3 separate regions of the Homo sapiens genome follow, and all the other regions are linked to region 1. A link is a contact called in ENCODE Hi-C or POLR2A ChIA-PET data. All regions are on one chromosome and are shown on one strand. The core of a region is the stretch at or near the end of the contact, and the rest is flanking DNA. Distances in the headings are between cores, read along the strand shown. Region 1 overlaps AFF1 (ALF transcription elongation factor 1). Region 2 overlaps AFF1 (ALF transcription elongation factor 1). Region 3 overlaps AFF1 (ALF transcription elongation factor 1).

Region 1 (4,733 bases), core at 1,601-4,100:
TATGGCAGGCATTGCATCCACCTTAGTGAAAAGCGTAAGGCATTGCTGTGAGGCAGATTGATAAAGTATTACTTGTTCAAATCTTTGGAAATGAGGTTAAAATTATGATTAATTTAGCTTCTACAGTGCTTCAGAATGCTTTCAAACATTTATTCTGCAACTTAGAACATCCTAGATTTTCATAAAGCTTTATAATTTATAAAAAGCATTCAGGATTTTCCAATACGTTCTCTCATTTGAGGATCCTTACTTTAGAGATGGGAGAACAGAGGGGCAGGGAAATTGAGTGTGTGATTTCTCGTTCAGAATTAGATATATGCACATACATCTTACATATCTCACACTCCCTACATTTTCTTGAGTTTAATGTGATCAGTTACACTAGTGCTGGTTTAATAACAAGCAAATAAACTGCTGACTTGTGTGTTTCTGTTACAGTATTTATGAACAATGCGTTAAAACACTGCCATTCTCCTTTTTTTTAATTTATACTTTTGGATAACCTTCAAAATGTAGAAATAGCACCTTCAGATCTGTGTTTTGTTCAATCTGATATGCATGTTCATTGTTTTATATACATAATACATATATTGAGAGAGTGAGAGAGCTATTCCTTTCCATGATACTGTTGTGAAAAGTAGTTCTAGGCCAGGTATGGTGGCTCATGCCTGTATTCCCAGTACTTTGGGAGGCCGAGGTGGGTGGATCACTTGAGTCCAGGAGTTTAAGACCAGCCTGGGCAATGTGGCAAAACTTTGTCTCTCCAAAAAAATACAAAAACTAGCCAGGTGTGGTGGCATGCACCTGTAGTCCCAGCTACTTGGGAGGCTGAGGTGGGAGAATCACTTGAGCCCAGGAGGTTGAGGCTGCAGTGAGCTGTAATTAAGCCACTACACTCCAGCCTAGACAACGGTGAGACCCCGTCTCTCTACCACCAAAAAAAAAAAAAAAAAAAAAAAGGTTCTATCTACAAAAACTCAAATTTGCTACTTTATATATTTACTTATTTTCTAATAATTTTTAAAATGTAACTCATGGACCGGGCATGGTGGCTTATGCTTGTAATCCCAGGACTTTGGGAGGCTGAGGCGGGTGGATCACGAGGTCAGGAGATCAAGACCATCCTGGCCAACATGGTGAAACACCGTCTCTACTAAAAATACAAAAATTAGCTGGGTGTGGTGGCGGGCACCTGTAGTCCCAGCTACTGGAGAGGCTGAGGCAGAAGAATCGCTTGAACCTGGGAGGCAGAGGTTGCAGTGAGCCGAGATTGCACCACTGCACTCCAGCCTGGGGTAACAAAGCGAGACTCCGTCTCAAAAACAAAAAACAAAACAAAAAAAACAGTGACTCATTATTGCTTGTTTTAAATTAAAGCACTAAGCTCTGTAAAAATATCTTTGTGCAACAACAAAGGAAAAATAAACTCTAGGAAAGAAGAGAAGCAATGAAAGCTAAAATTAGGTTAATCAATATTTTCAACTTATGCATGAAAAAAGTTTGAATAGATGGATAGCTGCAAGTCATAATGAAATAATTATAGAATCTGTGATGGGTAGTATGGGTATTCTCTACACTGTTTCCATTTTTCTAGATATTTGAAAGTTTCATAAGACTATCCTTTTAATACTAAAAGCTCAACGGTTTTCTCTTTAACTTTATAAGCCTTAATCTTTTAATAATTAGATATTTTTATTTTCTTTCTAGGACTCTCAGCATGTCAGTTCTGTAACCCAAAACCAAAGTAAGTAAATTTGAAACTGCTTATTGGATTGGAGAACAAAGCATAGCTTTTACTGTTTAACGTAAAAACATTAGTAAAAAATGCCCCAGCAGAGATGAGGCCTTCCTATGTTGAAAGAATAGGAAAGGAGAACAAATATAAAACTATTCTTTATGTGGGATTTAAAATTGTTGACCAGGCGCAGTGGCTCATGCCTGTAATCCCAGCACTTTGGGAGTCCAAGGCAGTTGGATCGCTTGAGCCTAGGAGTTGAAGACCAGCCTGGGCAACATGGTGAAACCCTGTCTCTACAAAATTAGAAAAATTAGCTGGGCTTGGAGTCATGTGCCTGTGGTCCCAGCTACTTGGGAGGCTGAGGTGGGAGGATCACTTGAGCCTAGGAAGTAGAGGTTGCAGTGAGCCAAGATTGTGGCACTGCACTCCAGCCTGGGAGACAGCACAGATCCTGTCTCAAACAAACAAAAACCAAAATAAGATTGTTGCAAAGAGTTAATAAAGATGTTTTAGTGAAATACTAAACAAATGCAGTGTGGTATTACTGACACATAGTAGCTGTACCAAATGTGACTCTCACAGCTAGGAATTGTATACAACAGTAGATTGGAGTGTGTCATTCTTGTGTTTTAAAAAACAAAACTAAGAAATTTTTATAAGGAATATGACATACAGTTTGTCTAGCCCCACTATATTTGTTTGCCATGTAATTCTTTTTCAGCCTGAGGGTTAAATCTGCCCTGCAGCTAGTTTTTGTAAATAAAGTTTTATTGGGACATAGCTGCACCCATTTATCTAGTATTCTACAAAGTATAGCACAAAAAACCTAAAATATTTATTGTCTGGCCTCTGTAGATAAAATTTGCTGTTCCCTGCTGTAGAGATACTGAATAAGATCTTGCAAAGAAGTCATAACTAAAATTTCCCCAAAATGCAGATAAATAAACCCGACTATATTGCTACAGTATTGTATGAGTAGCTAGGTAAAATTAACTGAAATGGATGGCTGCTTGGGAAGATTGGGAAATCTTTTTTCTCCACATCTTGGCAGCTAGCCCAGACCAGTGGAGTGTGCACAGGTCTGAAGGCAGAACACCAGCTCAGCCGTGGGTGGGGTTGCTATGCACCACTCTGCCCCCACCTTCGGTCTGCTTGGGTTGCTGGTCATGCAGGTGGCATGTCTTTCACGGGGTTGCTCATGGTTTGTTTTATTGCTAACTCATGGTTTAGAAAGAACCTTTAGTCCATTAAACCATTTGATTTCCCCTTTTAGCAAAATATAGTTGAAGATGAACTGATAAGCACTTTCTTGGCCAGGGATGGATCATCCTCTTGCCCTATGCAGTAATGTGGGTCAATTCCTTGTTACTCTGATGAGAAATTGTCCAACATTGGTGGGTCTCCTGGAGGTCCTGGCTCACCAGCTGCTTACCCCCACATCTTTTATGCTGCTGTCACTTTATTCTGCTATTCCGGCAGCCTTATTTATCTTTGTGAGAATGTGACCTGAAAAAGAGGGATCTAGTTTGTTGCATGTAGGATGAAGAGGATGGTGGGGTATGGATGGATATAGCTTTCAGTGAAGAGAAGACAAACATTTCTTAAAGTATGCCCAGCAAGTCAACTCTGATTTCTTCAACACTTGATCTTATGGTACTGGTACATAGGTTTTAGAGTCTCTGGAGAGGGGAGGTAGGGGGATTTTACTTGGATGCCCTAGTGTTATATGTCCACAATTGCAAAACCCAGACCCTGTGGAATTTAGAACCCAGGCAAGATGATCGTGTGGAGTCCCTGTGAATGGTCTGAAGAGGAGGGGCCTCTGCCCCTCTCGTTTGGAGTCTTGGTCCTAGCTTTCTAGACAGAGGGGAGGCCATTTGAAAATATCATATAAGAGCTGCTGCCACCATGAGGGCAAAGTGACTAATTGCAAATATGCAAGGGTCTCCACATGACATTTGTGGGAAATGTCATTCAGCCCTGCCTAAAAGGTACCCATGTTTCTTTTTCACTTCCAATTCTGTTTCAGGTCCCTATTACCTCATGTCTAGACAAATGCAGCTGCCTCCACACGTAACATTTCCTGCTCCCTTCTAAGTTATGCCAGGTAGCACTACCAGAGTAATCCTTCTGAGGAATCACTGTGTCATGTTCCTGTTTAGATCATTGATGTGTCTCATAGCCCAGCAAATACAGTCATAACTTCCCATCCTGGCCTTCAGAGCCCTCTGAAATCTGCTTCCGCCTGTTTCAGTGCTGTCCAGCACAGATTCTGCACCTCAGCCCTGCCCTTTCCAAACTCAGACCCTCTTCTTCTTGTTTGTTCCCACTGTCCTCTCTCTCTTGCCAGCATCACTCTGCCAGAATCTTGGCTGTCCTTTGTGATACAATTCATTTTGTTCTTTCTTTAATTTGCTGCCTTTGGTATTACCAAGAGAGCAACCATTCTGTGATTTCCCAGGGCAGTTAATTTATGTATTGACTTGTGTACTTAATCTCACAGTGCCTTGGATTATAGATATTTATGGACCCGTTTCATGTCCCTCAGTCAACAGTGAGCTCTCTGAGGACAGGGCCAAATGCCTTAAACATGTTGGTATCTATGAGGTAGTCTATAAATAGCTGCTGAATGAATGAATTGCAGGTGGGGAGTTGAATAATGAAGGGACAGGTGGGATGGAGAGCACCTAGGACAGAGCTGTCTAAAGAGAGTGATAACAAATCACTAATATCTTTGTAAAGTCACATGGGACCCAGGGCGCTGGGAGCATAGCCCTGGCAGAGTGCTTCCATGTGGGCCTCCACCCCTGTCAAGGACAGGGAGGTCTTCCAACAGGTAGGTAAGTTCCTGGCGTCATAGGTAGGGTATGCTGCAAGCAATGATTTTCAGTGTTTTTGGCCTATTGAGAGGTTTTTGATTCTGAACCAAGCATTCTCTCTAGAAGTAACATAAATGTCATCTTATAATGCTAAGATTGTACCAAGTGCAGTGTGT
Region 2 (4,733 bases), core at 737-3,236, 120 kb before region 1:
ACCCAGGCTGGAGTGCAGTGGTGCAGTCTCTACCCACTGCAGCCTTGACCTCCTGGGCTCAAGCCATACTCCCACCTCCACCTCCCAAGTAGCTGGGACTACAGGTGCACACCACCACACATAGCTAATTTTTATATTTCTTGTTGAGATGAGGTTTCACAACATTGCCCAGGCTGGTCTCGAACTCCTGGTCTCAAGTGATCCTCCTGCCTCGGCCTCCCAAAGTGCTGGGATTACAGGTGTGAGCCACTGTGCTCAGTCTTCCACCTTAATCTTTATTTGGTTTCAGTCCAACAAATAGTTATTGAGGTTTTCCCACATGCTGTGTGTTGAGGATACAAAACTCATTAAGACAGCCTTTTTTTTCTCCCCCCAAGGAACTAATACAAGGATGCAGGTATATAAACACTTAATACTACCTCCTTATCAGAGTTAGGTGTTGAAAATACAGTGACAAATAAAACACAGTTATTCTTTTGCCCCCATAAGGTGTATGTTGTATTGGGGGAGACAGAAGTCAAATATTTAAAATTGACCTATGAGAAGTACTGTGAAGGGGGAAAAGCCCCTTTGATCTGAGAAAACAAGTGACTTGAGAGGGCATGAAGATCAATTTTAGATAAAGAGGAGGGTCAGGATTGGCCTCTTTGAGGAGGTGACATTTTAAAAAAGACATTTAAACAAGTAATTACGGTATCATATAATAATTATTATAGGGTGAGTATAGCAGGCCTACGAGAAGAAGTGTAAATGTAAATGAATGGTTATAATACAGTGTGTTAAGTTCAATGATGGAGGGATGTAACAAGGAAGGGAACTTCTGTAGTGGGAGGGGCACACAGAGTTTTTATTGCCCTGCAGTGGAAGGATGTGGGGAGGGTTGGCTGTAGGGCTTTCCATGCAGAAGCACAGAGGTTTAAAACAATTTGGGTTGTGTTCACAGTATTTAACACATCTATACTCACATTCTGGTATTATTACTGGCATTTTGCATTGCAAGGAGCCCAGAGGCAGGTAAGGAGGCAGAGAGGTGGGTGGTGTAGAAAGGCGCTCCGCATTATGGAATCAACCATGGAATCAACCTAGGTGCCAGTGGTAGACTAGATAAAGAAAATGTGGTACATATACACCATGTCATATCACGCACCCATGAAAAAGAATGAGATCATGTCCTTTGCATCAATGTGCATGGAGCTGGAGGTCATTATCCTAAGCAAACTAACTCAGAAACAGAAAACCGAATACCACATGTTCTCACAAGCGGAAGCTAAATATCAAGTACATATGGACAGAAAGAAGGGAACAACAGACCCCAGGGCCCTACCAGAGGATGGAGGGGGAGGATTGAAAAATGACCTAACATGTACTATGCTTATTACCTGGGTGACGAAATAATCTGTGCACCAAGCTCCCACAACATGCAATTTACCTGTATAACAAACTTGCATGTGTACCCCTGAACCTAAAGTAAAAGTTAAGAAAAAGAAATGGGCTCTGGAGCCAGAACTGGGTGCCTACCTCGGTGTCTCACATGCCCATACCTGATGTCTAGGGCAAGGTTTGTAACTCTTTGTGCCTCAGTTTCCTCATCTGTAACACTGAAATGATGATAGCACCTACCTTGTCAGGTTATTGTAGTGATTAAGTAACTTAATACTTAGGAAATTCTTGGAACAATGTCTGGCACACAGCAAGTGCCCAATAAATGCAGGTGATGGTGCCTGTGGGCATTTTATTGCATGGAAATAATCTTTGACCTGTTGGAAATCCATGAAGGCCTATTTGCAGTGGAATAACTTGATCATGTTTCTGTTTTTCAAATACAGTAAGTAGTCCCCCCATATGAGACAGATACATTCTAAGACCCCCAGTGAGTCCTGAAGTCACAGATAGTACTGCACCCTATACACTATATAGTATGTATTTTCAATCTCATAACTGAAACAGCTACTGAGTGACTTACAGGTGAGTAGTATCTGTAGTGTAGATATACTGGACAAAGGGATGATTCACGTCCCAGGTGGGACGGAGAGGACAGCGAGAAATTTCATCACACTACTTAGAATTGTGTGCAATTTAAAACTTATGAATTGCTTATTTGTGGAATTTTCCATTTAATATTTTTAGACCTTGGATGACTGTGGGTAACTGAAACCATGGAAAGTGAAACTGCAGATAAGGGGGGCTTCTGTATTGTTTTAGAGGGAGTGTGAGCATGTGTGTTAGGAGGGGGCTGGAATTGCATTTCTGTGGATTCTCCAACCTCACCTTTTTCCCTCACCCCCTGCATAATTACCTGTTCCTTCACCTGTGTTCCCATGGTGTCTTATCTCTGCTGTGGCGTTTTCCTATTGTATTTTATAGTCTGTGTTTCTCATACTAGACTGGGTCCCCTCAGGGTGTTAAGGACTATGTGTTACTCATCTTTACATCCCATTGCCAAGAATAGTACCTAACACTGGCACATACTGGGCACTCAATAAATGTTTGTTGAATTGCTTTGAAAGGTTTACCAGGGAGTTGCCCTAACATAATTCTGGAGAAAGGTCCTCCCATAGAAGAGTCTGGGCACGTTGCTATGGGAGAGTGTTTTCTTTGTTTCACACACCAAGTATTTATCGAGTGCCTACTGCACACTGTGCTGTGAGGGGATACATAGATGAGTCAGACGTGTACTCTGCCCTGGGTTGTGTTGACTTAATCGTGGGTGGAAGGAAGATGGTAAATGGTTGCTGATAGGTTTAATGAGAAATAAGCTATGATGTGGTTTAGTTGTATTTGGGCTTTTGTTTAGAAGCATAATTATTTCAATCAAAGAATGTTAGAATTTTTTTAAAATGATGTCTCATTGATGGTAGCTTACTTCTCTTACTTCTCATTACATTCACTTTTTTTTTTTTTTTTTTTTTTTTGAGATGGAGTCTCGCTCTGTCAGCTAGGCTGGAGTGCAGTGGCACAACCTCGGCTCACTGCAACCTCCACCTCCTGGGTTCAAGCGATTCTCCTGCCTCAGCCTCCCGAAGAGCTGGGACTACAGACGCGTGCCACCATGCCCAGCTGATTTTTGTATTTTTAGTAGAGACGGGGTTTCACCATATTGGTCAGGCTGGTCTTGAACTCCTGACTTCATGATCCACCCACCTCGGCCTCCCAAAGTGCTGGGATTATAGGTGTGAGCCACCATGCCCGGCCTACATTCACTTTTATATTATGATAGAATCTGTCTAGTAAATTTCATAGTGTAGTTTCTTTTTAAATTTTTATTCTTTTGGAGACAGGGTCTTGCTCTGTTGCCCAAGCTGGAGTGCAGTGGTGCAACCAATATAATATAAAGTTTCATAGTGAGCCTGCTTGTTTCTTGGATTTTAATCCTGAGTAGAAATGATTCCACTTAAGGTGGGATATATCCTTGTCTGTAGCCAGAAGACCTTCATGAGCTCTTGCTACCTTTTCTTGGATTTACTTTGTAATCAGTGTTGCGTATTATGTTTTACTGGAGGTGCCTAGTTACAAGGTTTTATTACAGCAGTATTTCTAAACATTTGGTTAGTCTGTCTCTGCTTTTCCCACCATAATTTTCTAGCACTTGTAGCTCACCTTATCTCCCACTTCCCTTTTTAAATAGAAAACAGGCTTGTTCTGTTTTGACCAGGTATAACTCTTTGCTCAGACTGTCTCTAAAGCCCAGAAAACTATTCCTCTAGTGGTCCAATGAAGTGTTCCCCATTGAAAGTTTGCCTCATGTACTCTCAACTCCAGTGGTCTTCAAACCACTGGAATCACTGAATACCGTCTCCTTTGCCTCTGCCTCTCTTTTTATTTTTTTGAGACAGAATCTTGCTCTGTCGCCCAGGCTGGAGTGCAGTGGCGTGATCTCGACTCACTGCAACCTCCGCCTCTTGAGTTCAAGTCATTCTCCTGCCTCAGCCTCCCGAGTAGCTGGGATTACAGGCATGTGCCACGAAGCCCGGCTGAATTTTGTAATTTTAGTAGAGACGGGGTTTTGCCATGTTCACCAGGCTGGTCTCGAACTCCTTGACCTCAGGTGATCCTCCCGCCTCGGCCTCCCAAAGTGCTGGGATTACAGGGATGAGCCACTGCCCAGCCTGCCCCTGCTTCTCTTAACACACTGGGAAGCTCCTGCTGTAGCAAAATCCTCAATAAATAGGTGTTGATTAGATGAACTGATACGAATAAAACCTATGTGGGGGTGGGAGAGTTTTTAAATTACTCAGATTTTTAAGGAGGATTTCAATAGTCCTTTTTATCTTTGTGAAAATTTTATTTGAAAGTTCTTATTTTAAAATATCAAACCTGTCAGAACAGCTACACTTTTAAATGCTCCTTTAATATGAAAAGATACTCAGTCATGCATAAAAAGAGAGATGCAAATGAAAACTACATTTAGCTATCATATCTTGTCTATCGGAGTGGCAAAAAATAAAGTTTGACAACATGTCTTATTGAAAAGGTTGTAGGGGGAAGATACTGTGCTTACATACATAGCTGGTGGGAACGCAAAATACTATGACTGTATTAGGAGAATTTGACAATATGTAGCAAAATAACATTTGCATTTACCCTTTGGTCAGCCAGGCTCACTTCTAGAAATCTATCTCCCTAGGAATCTAACTCTTTTGAGACAGAGTCTCACTCTGTTGCCCAGGCTGGAGTGCAGTGACGTGGCCTCAGCTCACTGCAACCTCTGCCTCCTGGGTTCAAGTGATTCTCCT
Region 3 (4,733 bases), core at 1,046-3,545, 95 kb before region 1:
GCCCCGTCTGAGAAGTGAGGAGCCCCTCCGCCCGGCAGCCGCCCCGTCTGAGAAGTGAGGAGCCCCTCCGCCCAGCAGCCACCCCGTCTGGGAAGTGAGGAGCGTCTCTGCCCGGCAGCCACCTCGTCTGGGAGGGAGGTGGGGGGGTCAGGCCCCCGCCCGGCCAGCCGCCCTGTCCGGGAGGTGAGGGGCACCTCTGCCCGGCCGCCCCTACTGGGAAGTGAGGAGCCCCTCTGCCTGGCCACCACCCCGTCTGGGAGGTGTACCCAACAGCTCATTGAGAACGGGCCATGATGACAATGGCGGTTTTGTGGAATAGAAAGGGGGGAAAGGTGGGGAAAAGATTGAGAAATCGGATGGTTGCTGTGTCTGTGTAGAAAGAGGTAGACATGGGAGACTTTTCATTTTGTTCTGTACTAAGAAAAATTCTTCTGCCTTGGGATCCTGTTGATCTGTGACCTTACCCCCAACCCTGTGCTCTCTGAAACATGTGCTGTATCCACTCAGGGTTGAATGGATTAAGGGCGGTGCAAGATGTGCTTTGTTAAACAGATGCTTGAAGGCAGCATGCTCGTTAAGAGTCATCACCACTCCCTAATCTCAAGTACCCAGGGACACAAACACTGCGGAAGGCCGCAGGGTCCTCTGCCTAGGAAAACCAGAGACCTTTGTTCACTTGTTTATCTGCTGACCTTCCCTCCACTATTGTCCTGTGACCCTGCCAAATCCCCCTCTGTGAGAAACACCCAAGAATGATCAATTAAAACAAACAAACAAACAAAAAAACCCACAAATATTTATGTTGAAACTTAAACCCGATGTGGCAGTATTAAAAGGTGGAGCCTTTAAGAGGTGATTGGATCGTGAAGGATCTGCCCTCATGAATGAATGCATTCAAGATTAACGAGTTTATGGGTTACCATGGGAGGAGAACTGGTGGCTTTTAATTTAATTTAATTTTATTTTTTTGAGAGGGAGTCTTGCTCTGTTGCCCAGGCTGGAGTGCAGTGGCACGATCTCAGCTCACTGCAACCTCTGCCTCCCGGGTTCAAGTGATTCTCCTGCCTCAGCCTCTCAAGTAGCTGGGATTACAGGTGCCCACCACCATGTCTGGCTAATTTTTGTATTTTTGGTAGAGACGGGGTTTCACCATGTTGGCCAGGCTTGTCTCGAACTCCTGAGGTCAGGTGATCCGCCCGCCTTGGCCCCCCAAAGTGCTGGGATTACAGGCATGAGCCACCACGCTTGGCCTGAACTGGTGGCTTTATAAGAGGAAGAGACCTGCAGTAGCATGTTTGCATGCTCAGCTCCCTCACCATGTCACTTTGGGACTCTAGAGTCCCCACCAGCAAGAAGGCTTTCACCAGGTGTGGCCCCTTAACTGTGGACTTCCCAGCCTCCATAACTGTAAGGAATAAATTCCTTTTTAAAATAAATTACCCAGTTTCAGGTATTCTGCTATAGGCAGCAGGAAATGGATTAAGGCACATGCATTCTAAATATTTAAAAATGCATACTTGGGCTGGGCGCAGTGGCTCATGCCTGTAATCCCAGCACTTTGGGAGGCCGAGGCAGGTGGATCACAAGGTCAGGAGATCGAGACCATCCTGGCCAACACGGTGAAACCCCATCTCTACTAAAAATACAAAAAATTAGCCGAGTGTGGTGACGGGCGCCTGTAGTCCCAGCTACTTGGGAGGCTGAGGCAGGAAAATGGTGTGAACCTTGGGGGCAGAGCTTGCAGTGAGCCAAGATTGTGCCACTGCGCTTCAGCCTGGGCAACAGATCGAGACTCCATCTCAAAAAAAAAAAAATGCATACTTAAGAGAAAAGGATAGAAAAAAACAGGCCTAAGAAGCTGAGTGAGGCTGGGCATGGTGGCTCACGCCTGTAATCCCAGCACTTTGGGAGGCCGAGGCTGAGGTCAAGGACTCCAGACCAGCCTGGCCAACATGGAGAAACCTCGTCTCTACTAAAAATACAAAAAATTTGCCAGGTGTGGTGGCACATGCCTGTAATCACAGCTACTTGGGAGGCTAAGGCAGGAGAATCGCTTGAACCCAGCAGGCGGAGGTTGCAGTCAGCTGAGATTGTGCCATTGCACTCTGGCCTAGGCAATAAGAGCGAAACTCCGTCTCAAAAAAAAAAAAAAAAAAAAAAAAAAAAACAAGAAAACTGCGTGGACAGCTTTAGTATCAAGAGGGCAGAAGTAGAACCAATGGAACAGGGCTCTATTTTAGCTTCATGAGAGATAGAAGTTTCTAATCCTCATCATTGGCCTGCTGTGGAAGGGGCTGCCTTGTAATGACAACAGATGTCCCTGGAGACATGCAAACAAGCTAGTCTCGCTAGAAGAAAGAGCATTCTTGCATGGAGAAGTGGATTAGATGACCCTTACCTCCTTCCTGGAACTAAGACTTGATTATAGTTGTTTTGTTTTTAGAATAATTGTGATTCAGTTTTGTGACTACAAAAACAGGTGTGTGTTCATTTTATAACGTTTAGACAATTTTTAAATACCCAGAAGAAAATAACGTCATCTGACTGTTCCATTCAGAGATACCTACTGCTAGCATTTTGCTACAGAGGCCCCATCAATCTTTTGAATACACATTTCATTCAATTTTGATGAAGTGGGATACTAACAAACATACTGTATTGTACCTGTTTTTTTTTCCTTTTAAAAATTATTGTATTTTGTACCTGCTTTTTTATTAATCAAAAAACTCTGATACTATGAATGTCTTCCTTGTCATTAAGTATTTTTTGTAAAACAAGAGGGTGAAAGCTTATTCAGTGGAGGGGGTGGTAGTGGTGATGGGAGGAATTAGAGATCAGTGTTATAAATTCAGAAATAAAGAGAAGTATCTAAAGTGAGCTCTTCCCACTCCCATCCCTCTACTTTCAGTATCTCAAGAAATCTCTGGGATTTTGGTAGCAATATGTGTGGAGAACAAGCCAGGAAAAGGATCTCTAGTTTGGATGATTGGTGATTGGCTCATAAATTAGGGGCCAGGAGGAATGGAGTGGGTTGGAATTGGGGCCATTCAGATGAATTCTGGCCTGGTCTGGCCTTGGGACCATTTCTCAGGCTGTCTCTTTCTCTTCCCTGTTTCCCTTTCCTTTTGAAAGGCATCACTACTCCTTCGCACTCACTGGTGTTTGCTATTCAACAAATTATTAATGTGGCTGATCTTATTTTAAGGGGTTTATTGCTGATCTTCACAGTTAAAAAACACACGGTAAAATATGGAATGTTTTAGTTTTGTGTTAGCCAAGTCCCTCCTGATCTGCTTATAGGAAGCTCTCTTTGAATTCTGCCTTCTGCTTTTATTCCCAAGGAAGGAACTAACTAAACACACTTTTCCCCTAGTCTTTTTTAATTCCTTTTTTTGTGAAGGAGATACTATCTTCTTCCTGTATGGAGAAACCACCCCTTACAGACCCTAGAGGCAGCTAAGTCTCATTGATAGATATCTCTCAGCATCTGTTGTAACTGCATCCAGATGGGGAGGATCTTATTGTGTAGACACAATGAGAAAATGTTCTATTTTGGACAACCTCCCAAGTGCCTTTTCATGCCCAGGAAAGTGTTTTGGGGCATCTAGAACAAATAGTCTTGGAGTTACAGAGAGAAGTTTAGGTTGGAGTTACACATTTAGAGAGTTACTGATGATATTGTACAAGACAGCATTTAGATTGAGAAGAGACAAGTAAGGTTTGTTAGAACTCTATCCTGGATCCTGGATGTGTGAGCAGAAAGAATTGTAAAATAAGATTGAGTTGCTTGAAGTCTGCAGAGAGCCTTTCATGGGAGGTGGTCACTGGCATCATAAAGGAAGCCGACTTCTCTTGGTGTAAGAAGCTTGGCAGTGATGGCAGAAGGAGACTGGGTGGTAGCGTTTACAGAGAAGAAACCAATGTATTGGGAGAAATGCCTTGTGCTGGGACTAGGGTAGAGAAAATAGATGATGAGCCTGGAGCATCCTGTAGTAACAGAAAGGAAAGGGTGCTCGAAACACAAAAGGATGGGGCATGTCAAAGGGGCAAGGAGCCAACCTGAAGGGGCTCCCAGTGGCCAAGGCTGGAACAATTTGATAACAAAATCAATCATGTAGTGGCTTATGATACAAAGTTCAAAGGAAATACCTGTGAGAGCATGCTCATATAAATAAATAATTGAATGAGTAAATAAATGGAGAAGAGGCAAATCTTTCTTAGAGAAGAATTTCAAATATGTATAGCTATTACCACCCCTTTTCCTGTGTCTGCTTCATTCTCTCCCTCCTTTGAAGGGAAAACAGCCAAAACCAGATAGAGGAACATTCTACGGGATAGCCAGCCTAAACTTCTCAAAACTGTCACGAAAAACAAGGAAAAACTGAGAAATAATGCAGTTTTAGGATACCTCGGGTTGCATCTTGGACCAGAAAGATGTCATTGATGGAAAAAGTGGTAAAATCAAAACAAAGTCTAAAGTTTATTTCATAGTAATAGACCAATGTTGATTTCTCAGTTTTGGCAAGTGGTCAATGGTAGTGTAAGATATAAACAGGAAACTGGCTGGGTGGGGGTATAATCCTTTGCAACTTTTTTGTAAATCTAAAGTTATTCTAAAATAAAACATTTATTAAAAAATAAACTCTGTGTGTGTGTGTGTGTGTGTGTGTGTGTGTGTGTGGCAGAGGAAGTGGGGGAACTTGAGCTTGTTTGTAGACTGATAATAAGTAATT

The links. A loop is a pair of places that touch in the nucleus more often than their neighbours do. ChIA-PET counts read pairs that join two places held with the same protein, here RNA polymerase II (POLR2A). Pooled maps may share reads with other maps.
Region 2: a loop to region 1 is called in a pooled map, with 2.7 times the contacts of the local background. The contact joins two enhancer-like sites. A Hi-C loop is called at or near these places in 3 of 37 single-sample maps with no recorded cell type and 9 of 50 pooled maps. POLR2A ChIA-PET finds 5 or more read pairs at or near these places in 8 of 52 experiments (AG04449, HEK293, HepG2 and 5 more).
Region 3: a loop to region 1 is called in a map of tibial artery, with 2.8 times the contacts of the local background. The contact joins two enhancer-like sites. A Hi-C loop is called at or near these places in 82 of 168 maps with a recorded cell type or tissue (A673, B cell, CD14-positive monocyte and 48 more), 37 of 37 single-sample maps with no recorded cell type and 49 of 50 pooled maps. POLR2A ChIA-PET finds 5 or more read pairs at or near these places in 31 of 52 experiments (A549, AG04449, AG04450 and 25 more).

Annotation. Positions count from the first base shown.
Region 1 is chr4:87,090,086-87,094,818 of GRCh38, forward strand. AFF1 (ALF transcription elongation factor 1) reads left to right here. Exons shown (of 21, transcript NM_001166693.3): 7 at 1,708-1,744. Among named protein-coding and RNA genes, the nearest start is that of KLHL8, 130 kb to the right of the region's middle. Within about 2 kb of position 2,851, at least 23 of the 41 ENCODE cell types and tissues checked have a DNase peak (open chromatin) inside an H3K27ac peak, as active enhancers do; they include GM12878, PC-9 and endothelial cell of umbilical vein, where a contact is called at or near this core.
Region 2 is chr4:86,975,290-86,980,022 of GRCh38, forward strand. The region is part of intron 2 of AFF1 (ALF transcription elongation factor 1); the gene reads left to right. Among named protein-coding and RNA genes, the nearest start is that of AFF1, 43 kb to the left of the region's middle. Within about 2 kb of position 1,987, at least 9 of the 41 ENCODE cell types and tissues checked have a DNase peak (open chromatin) inside an H3K27ac peak, as active enhancers do; they include PC-9 and endothelial cell of umbilical vein, where a contact is called at or near this core.
Region 3 is chr4:86,995,961-87,000,693 of GRCh38, forward strand. All of the region lies in intron 2 of AFF1 (ALF transcription elongation factor 1), which reads left to right. Among named protein-coding and RNA genes, the nearest start is that of AFF1, 63 kb to the left of the region's middle. Within about 2 kb of position 2,296, at least 3 of the 41 ENCODE cell types and tissues checked have a DNase peak (open chromatin) inside an H3K27ac peak, as active enhancers do; they include GM12878, where a contact is called at or near this core.